Regions from separate parts of the Homo sapiens genome. Here region 1 is linked to region 2. Evidence: read pairs that join two places in POLR2A ChIA-PET (ENCODE). Cell type or tissue: MCF 10A. All regions are shown on one strand. Each heading gives the region's core, and the rest is flanking DNA. Links, peaks and the distances in the headings are about the cores only. Region 1 overlaps MAML2 (mastermind like transcriptional coactivator 2). Region 2 overlaps MAML2 (mastermind like transcriptional coactivator 2).

Region 1 (4,399 bases), core at 140-4,139, 110 kb before region 2:
GTTAGTAAGTCTACCTCCCAGCTCCTTAAGCACTTTGTTTCCACTCTGCATCTAATTGCTTTTGGATAATTATATCATTAAGTCTTTGTAATGAATAATAAAAAATAAATCACATCTGTGGAGGGCTGTGGAGCAAGACGCTAGGGTAAGCAAATTGTCAGTTATTTTCCCTTTCTTTGTCCTCATTCCCCTCCTCCCTCTAACCTTCTGAATTAGAATATCGGCCAAGTGGGGACCAAGAATTGTATTTTTAAAAGAGTCCCTGGATGATGATGATGATGATCAGTGAGGTTTGGAAACCACTGACCTAGAGGATGAGGATTCTCAGAGTCTAAAGGAGAAACCGAAGAATGCAGTTAAATTACAAAGATCCTCATGTTTCCTTAGTTCTTGCCTCCAAATCGCTCAAGGGATAGTGTCTTGCTCTACTCAGTAATTCTAGGGCAAGTGCTGTGATTTTGAACCTACAAGATGGGAAAATGGTGCAACAGTCCCTTGGGAGGTAGCCAGATTCATAACTAACGAAAAAGTAGTAATCTGAAGGCAGCCAGAGTCAGGGGGGAGTGAAGGATACTTTGGATGCTATTCCAGGTCACAGGCTCATTTCTGAGAGAGAGAGAAAGGTTCCTAGATCCCCTACTCCGCACCAGCCTTGAAGAGAATCCAAACCCCATCTTTGGCCCTGGGAGACGCTGGCTTCTCAGAGTCTCTGGCACCCCAGTGGTCTCAGATCTTGGTCAGAAATAAGCAGACTCCCAGGGATATTCATTACAGTATATTTCCACTGAGATATAGACGTTCAATATTTGTTCAATTATAGCTTGAACTGCCTGCTATGGGGGAAGCCATTAACACAAGGAGACATGATTCCCCAGTAACAGGAAGGAAAGAATTGGATTTGTCCAGTGGATATTATTAGCACATGGCAAAAAACATTTAACAGACATGTACTTTGGTGAAGTGTCAATAAACCCTCAATAAACATGCTTCAGAGAAGCACCATATTATTTTTGCCTTGCTTCAAATTTAAATTTCAGCTTATCAAAGTATTCCTTATTAATCATAATGAACTCATCCAGTATTAATATAAAATTGTTCTGATTAATGGGCTAGTGCTCTGGCATCTTTCAGGTCACCACAGTGAGGCATTCTTTTTCGCAACATAAAGAAAAAAAAGAGAGAAGACTAGAAAGGCAGAAATGGGAAAGCAATGCCCTTAATTTTGTGTCCATTCCATATTCCCAACTGCGTGATTTTTTTTTTTTTTTTTTTTTTTTGAGACGGAGTCTTGCTCTGTCACCCAGGCTGGGGTGCAGTGGCGCGATCTCGGCTCTCTGCAAGCTCCGCCTCCCGGGTTCACGCGATTCTGCTGCTCCAGCCTCCCTAGCAGCTGGGACTACAGGCACCCGCCACCACGCCCGGCTTTTTTTTTTTTTTTTTTTTTTTTTTTTTTTTGTATTTTTTAGTAGAGACGGGGTTTCACTGTGTTAGCCAGAATGGTCTCGATCTCTTGACCTCGTGATCCGCCTGCCTCGGCCTCCCAAAGTGCTCGGATTACAGGCGTGAGCCACCCCGCCCGGCCCCTGTCTGCTATGATTTTAACTGGCCTGAGAACTGACCTGTGTATGTTAACTACTGCCCTGGGGCGACAGCACAGAAAAGCTCACAATTCTCCAGCCATGTAGATACAGCTATGCTTTGGCCTCCTGACTTGCAGATAATCTCTCTGAATTTCTAAAACCTAATTCTCTACTAAAGGGGTGGAAAACCTGCAGATTTTTTTTTTTTCCTCTAGGGTGATTCTCCAAACTCTTCTGCTCTCCCCTGGAGCTGCAGAAAATCCTTCAGCCTACTTAAGTGCCCTACTGTATATGGGTTCTGTGGAGCAGTCATAAAGAACGGGAAAGAAAGTCAAAGAAGGGAGTTGCATAAGAAATGGATGTAGGACAAATACAAATCTTTTAGGCTGGGTGTGTGTGTGTGTGTGTGTGTGTGTGTGTGTGCACGTGCACGTGCATGTTTGTGTATGAGATTTTTTCCCCATAGAAAATATAAGCAATTCAGTCATAAGAAATTCTATCTCCAAGGCTGCAGTAAACTATCACACCTGTAGGCTTTTATTTTTCACAGAGGACCCTGTAAAATCCAAGGCAGCAAATCAGAATTCTGTGTGGTTTAGAGGGAATGCAACCACAGATTCCAGCCAAGAGGGAAAAGCTCAATTATACCATTCTTTACATGCCCAGTCTCGTTCTCAGAAAGCCCCATGTAAGTGAAATGTGATCCACGATCATGGCCAGGGCAGAGGAAATACAAGCTGCAAGCCCCTGCATTATGCATAGTGAATATCCTTTAAGGTGTTGGTGCTGGAACAGCAGGTCTAATACCCACTTGCCTGATGGGCATGATGAGCAAGGATTTCTGAGTGATGTCATTCCCTTTCAGGGACTGTAGTTGACTCATGGGCTGGCTGAATCCATCTATTCAAAACCATTCAATGCTGAGAGTCCAGCCTTCTACTCCTGGATACTTTTGTGCACAGGACAATCAAGGAAGGAGATCTAAGATGATGAGATGCCCATGTCTGTTTCTCTCACACTGTCTTACTGCCCCCACTGCTGGAAGCATTCTTCTTTCAATCCCCATCCTTCCACACCATTGACTGCAGTCATAGCCAGCTCCTAAGCAGCCCCGTAAAGGCAGGAACCACTAGATCTCCAAAAAAATGCCATCACAATATACCTGAGCAAGGTGTGCTTGAGAGACATTTACAGTCTTTTTTTTTTTTCACGTATCTGCCTGCTTCTACAGGTGACAGCTCCTCCAGGTCAGGGAGCTCACCTGGGTGTTCATGGAGTCCTCCGCAACTCATCCAGAGACTTGCACCTAGTAAGAGCCCAGTAATGCTTGTTGAATAAAGGGGCTGGCAATTTACCATTTGCCTTTGATGTGGTTAATAGCCCACACGTGTCTAGCTTTGTGGTCACATGCAGTGCCCCCAACTAGGCTACGGTGCTTCCGTCCTGTACAGAGAAGTCTGAATTCAGATATGATGACATTTTTAGAGCCTGCTTTATAGTAAGGTTGCACCAGTTATTCAGAGTTTCCTCTGGAATCACCAAGTGGTGAGGTAGGAAACAAGGGAATTAGCAGCCACTGCAGCCTTTATAAATAAGAGACTTCTGTAAGCTGAGGAACAGTGTGCACAGATGGGGAAGGGAGGGAGGAGGACATCGGCTTCACAGACAGAAATTAAGAGTAACCCGGCCGGCATGGTGGCTCACGCCTGTAATCCCAGCACTTTGGGAGGCCGAGGTAGGTGGATCACCTGAGGTCAGGAGTTTGAGACTAGCCTAACATGGTGAAAACCCGTCTCTACTAATAATACAAAAATTAGCCGGGCATGGTGGCACGCACCTGTAATCCTAGCTACTCGGGAGGCTGTAGTAGGAGAGTCGCTTGACCCCGGGAGGCGGAGGTTGCAGTGAGCCGAGATCGGGCCACTATACTCCAGCCTGGGCAACGAGCAACGAGCAACCAGCAACGAGCAACGAGCAAAACTCTGTCTCAAAAAAAAAAAAAAAAAAAAAGGAGTAAACCCAGCAGGTGTCGTGATTTAGAAATGGCTGTCACAGTTCTGTGGCCCACTGATTCCTACACTATTTCCTCTAGGTTCTGTTTCTACCAATGTTCCAGAAGGCATTTATCTTCTCTCCCTCTCTTCCATACACAGCGTTCCTCTGTGTTGGAAGTGGGAGATAGGCATGAATAAGACCTGTCTCTGCCTTTGAACACTCACAGCTAGGTGGGGAGGAGTGGTGTGTTAGCCAGTAATTACGACACAGGATGTTCTCTGGTTTGATTCCAGTGTGCTATGGTAAGAGAACCACCTAAGAAGAAGAATAGAAAGATAGTCTGATCCTGGCTTTACTACTATTTTTTTAACAAGTCAGCCCCAATTTCCTCATCTGTTAAATGTAAACCATAACACTTACTTTACCTAACAAAGATGATTGAGTTGTTTTAAACATTTATTGAGTTAATCCATGAAAATGCACACTCAAAGGATAAAGTTCTGTAGACACCAGGCCTCCTTCTCCTTATCATCATCATCATCACTACCATCATTATGATTTTGTCTATTTAAACACACGCGTGTGTGTGCGTGTGTGTGAGACAGAGAGAGAGAGAGACTGCACATGAACGGATGTGCATACACCTCGTGAAAGGGCATGAGAGGAGGGAAGAAGGACCACCGATCAGGAAAATACTTAAAAGGGTCCATGTAGAACGAGGAATCAAATGCAAAACCTGCCATGATTTGCAAAAAGAAGCTGCTTATGTATTATGCTCAGATGCAGCTTTCTCAAGATATTCTCAATCCTAGGTTCTTTGGCTT
Region 2 (4,399 bases), core at 135-4,134:
GCAATGACAGATGTAGCCCTTATTCCCCTAAAAACTTTAAATTTGTCAGATAAAATTAGCAGAAAACAAACAAATCAAAACTGCATAAAATAGAATATCTTCACATCAATTCATTAGTGAAACAGTAAAAAATGTTACGTTCAATGGAGGAATATGAAACACAACAAAAGTGACAAACCAGTAGCTACACTATGCCTCAATAAGTATTCACAGAATCAGCAACATGTCAAGCTGTCTCCTACCTCGGGGCCCTTGTACCTGCTAGCCTTTCCCTACCCAGCAAGTTCTCTCTGCTTAGCTATCATGTTAATCCTTCAGATCTGAAAGCATGTGCCCCTTTCTTCGGGAAGTTCTCCTTGACTCCCTAAAATTATATCAAGTTTTCTGACTCTCTAAACTTTCCTTAATATCACTTATTATAGTTCATAGTTTCCTTCTAATAGGTATATACTTACCCTAGTACCTACGCATAATCCTGTAGTGATCCATTCCTTAATATTGCTTTTCATAGTTCACAGTTATACATTTATGTGATTATTTCATAAATAAGTCTCATTCACAGCTATACTGTAAGTTTCATGCCAAGAATGCAGGGAGTGGTTCTCTCATCCTCCTGTTTCAGCCCAGTGCCTGGCACACTGTGGTTGCACAATATATATGTGAATAAATGAATAAATGAGCAGTATAGTATGTGTTCAGAGCATGAGCTCTGAAGTTAAACATATTTCAGTACAAACACCATAATCTCACTATCCAATTATGTGACTTTTGACATAGTTTGCTCCTCTCTGAGATTCATTCAGTTTTCTCATGGGTAAAATGGAAATAATAATAATAGTAGTTTCCTTATATGGTTGTTGTAAGTTTAAATGAGAAAAGGCATACAATGTGTTTTGCTTAACACCTGGCAGAGAACAAGTGTTTATTGTTGTTGCTGCTGTTATTATTTATGTCTCTGTCGCCATCGAATGAAATCATTACAAACTCGGCCAGGTGCAGTGGCTCATGCCCGTAATCCCAGCATTTTGGGAGGCCAAGGCAAGCAGATCGCTTCAGCCCAGAAGTTTGAGACCGGCCTGGCCAACAAAGTGAGACCCCTGTCTCTACAAAAACTACAAAAATAGTGGAGCGTGGTGGTGCACACCTGTAGTCCCAGCCACTCGGGGGGCTGAGGTGGAAGGATCACTTGAACCTGGGAGGCTGAGCCTGGAGTGAGCTGAAACAGTGCCACTGCACTCCAGCCTGGGGGGAGAAAAAGGGAACACTACAAACTCAATTCTCTCATATTTTTTTCTTCTTGTTCAGGAAGGTGGGAGAGAAAGTACTGATTGAGTCTATCTCTGATGAGCTTCTGGACAGCCCAGTCTTGGCCACATCGGGTTTCCAGACATTTTTGCTGCCTGGCTAACTCCCCATGGCATCAGCTAACTTCAATCACTCCCTCCAGCCATCACCAGGCTGGATTCTTGGTTTCCTATTACTATCTAGAGGTAAAGCTCTTTAATTTATCTTGCTTTTCTCCTTCATGCTAGCACCCAGTTCCTAGGATATGACACTGTGTAGAGCTAGGTCAGAAGAGAAATGAAGTCACACTCAAAAATGGTTCCACTTTTCCAACTTCCAAACACTTTCCCCAAGTCAACCATGTACATACACCTTGACTTTCCTCTCAGGATGACTTCCTGCCACAACTAATGGAGTGCCTGGCTAAAAATAAACAAATAAAATAAGAAGATGGCCGCTGTCCACCTTCCATTGGGACATTTTACTTTTGAGAACAAACATTTAGTCACTGAAGCTGAGGAAGTCCTCATTCAAGGACAGGGTTTCCTTGCTCAGTCGGCCAGACCAGACCAGACAAGCCTCATGCGCCTGAAGGTCCTGGCTCCTGGACCCTCACTGTATTTATAAAGTCTTAACAGAGTGACTGTGAATTCCATTGTGGTGATGCTGCCTCCGGCTGGCAGATGGCCATGGTTTCTAGACTTCATAAGCAATTTTGAGGCCTGCAGATATGGGCATTGAGAGCACTAGGCTCTCCTTTACATATCTATGTTCACGCGGTCTCTTGTAAAGTTATCTTTGACATATTTTAAACTTATTAGTTGTTTTCTGAAAATGTGGCTACTTCTAGTTGAACAAAAAAAAAATGCTCCCTAGTCTCTCACCTCCTGAGGCATAGCTTTGTAGAACAATCTATAGAAATAAAGAGCTTTTAGGAAGTTCAGGGTTGAAACAAAGAAAAAGAAAGTTGTTTCTCAGCAGAAAAATGCAACAAAGCCTTTCTTCTTACCAAATAACTTAAGAATGTCTGAACAAAAACATCCCAAACCTGGCTAGTGCCAGAATTTCTCAGATAAGTCAAGAGAGGGGAAAAACACAAATCACACCCCAAACCACCAAGAGATGAATGAATGGCAAAAAGAAAACAATACATAATTTAAAATGTTGTTAAACATTTAAAGAAGTAAATTGTAACCATTTTCTAGAACAGCAATTATACGTAAGAGTGTTTTCTAATTAATTTTCTTCTGAAAACAATTGGTGAGATCCTGCAGAGATTCCCTCTCTTCCCCCAAGGCCTTTCACACCCCTGGAGCCCCAGGAAGCCCTCTGAATCTCCACTCTCTACCTACCTAGAGGATCCCTTACCAGATACTACCTCGTGTGTCATGTTGTAAAGCATTTCTCACAATGTGGCTAGTCTTTCTAACCAGACTGCAAGCATCCTAGATACAGAAATATAATCACATGATCTCCCCAGAAGCTACCATGGTGCCTTGACTACATATCGATTGATTCATTTAAGAATTTCTAAATGTTTTCTTCAAACCAACAGAGAATAAAAATCTGAATGAGTACTTCATTGCATTATACCAGTATAAAAGCAGAACTGGCAATACCATAAATTTGAAATTACTCACATTTTGAGGAAATTGTAGACTCTTTGGGCTGCAGAGAAATATCATTGCTTGGTGCTCACTCTCACATAACATTCTGTCTTGCAAAATACCAGACAGATATCAAAAGCAGGAAGGTGGGTGTGGATATGGAAAACAGAAATCAATTTGCAGTATTTTGGTATCCTAGAACCAGTGAAACTTTTTCTTACACAGAAAAGTACTATGTTTGGTATGCAAATATTATTATTAAACTTAACACCAGTTGTTAAGTTTTCAGAATTGTTATCCTCAATAGGATAAGCTGAAAATTGAAACAGCTTTAAGAAAAAACATTTAACGAAACGTGGGATGTTTAATGAAAAATTTCCCACAATATGACTGTCCCTGGTCCCATTTTTAGAAAGAAAATCCTGAGCTATTTAGAATATGGAATGATGAATATGGATAGACCTGGCTAGTCTAGAATAGTCTAGGATAGAATATGAGTATGATGATGACAACATTTGTGCAAAAATTTTCAGTTTATAAAAATACATCAAAATTCATTAATACCTCTTTCAAAGATTTATATGTTTTGCTCATTCAAATATTTGTATATATCTATATATATTTGTACATCTTGATTCTCAATTTAAATGCATTACTTCACTTACTGCTCTTTTAAGGATTTATACATATTCTTTTTTCAATGATTTATACACAGTGCTTTTTGATGTAGGCAAATGAAGCAGCTGAAATGTTAGAAGAACAAGGTTGTAACTTAACTACTTTATAGCATCCTATATGCAGAGTTGAAGACTAGACATACTAGCTCCCTTTCTTCAAATGGGTAAACGAATACACAGAAATGTTAAATAATTTACTAAAATGTATGTAGGGATGACTGCCTCTTGAGTTTCCTGATTTCCAGGACAGCCCACATCAGATTATGTTGATTCTTTTCTGGCCAGTCTGAGACCTATAGAGTCCCAACGTTCTCTGATTTCATCCATACCTATCTTTGGAAATAGTCCTCAGGAAATGAGGGAACAATACGAAGCCTAATGTGCTGTGATGTGTGTAGAATATATTTGACACTTGTCTCGCTAATTAAAACTCTACTTCTCTACCCAAATAGCGGTGTTGTAAGAGATCATCACACTCACTTCTGCATTTCCTTCCTTATTTAATGTCCTCATGGTCACATGAGATGACTAAATGCTCAGGTCCTGAGCTACATTTCCATGTTTAGTAAATCAGGAAATAGTGAAAGATATGTCTTGTGACATTTTCATTCCAAACTTAGACTAGGCATGAGTATTTAATGACAAGCGAATAGATGTGAATGAGAAAGAGGTCAAGATTTGAATAATCTGGATTGGTATCTAAAATAATTTATAAGAAAAAATCATATATAGGGGGTTTTAATAAATATATTTCTCTCTATATAAAAACTCTCCTGATTCCCACAGGTAAAATTATTTCCTCTTTCGTGTATCACCATCTGTAGCCCTCAC

Evidence for each region. Peaks named below come from ENCODE experiments on the same cell type or tissue, not always from the same donor. Only the 100,000 strongest peaks of a DNase experiment are listed, where the experiment ranks them.
Region 1: POLR2A ChIA-PET joins it to region 2 with 14 read pairs; 10 of 35 experiments call an interaction of 5 or more read pairs at or near these places.

The regions. Positions count from the first base shown.
Region 1 is chr11:96,120,528-96,124,926 of GRCh38, forward strand. All of the region lies in intron 1 of MAML2 (mastermind like transcriptional coactivator 2), which reads right to left. Among named protein-coding and RNA genes, the nearest start is that of MTMR2, 200 kb to the left of the region's middle. In MCF 10A, for the core only: no CTCF peak of the experiment used is centred there; a DNase peak (open chromatin) is centred at 2,354.
Region 2 is chr11:96,226,833-96,231,231 of GRCh38, forward strand. The region is part of intron 1 of MAML2 (mastermind like transcriptional coactivator 2); the gene reads right to left. Among named protein-coding and RNA genes, the nearest start is that of MIR1260B, 110 kb to the right of the region's middle. In MCF 10A, for the core only: no CTCF peak of the experiment used is centred there; DNase peaks (open chromatin) are centred at 609 and 1,949.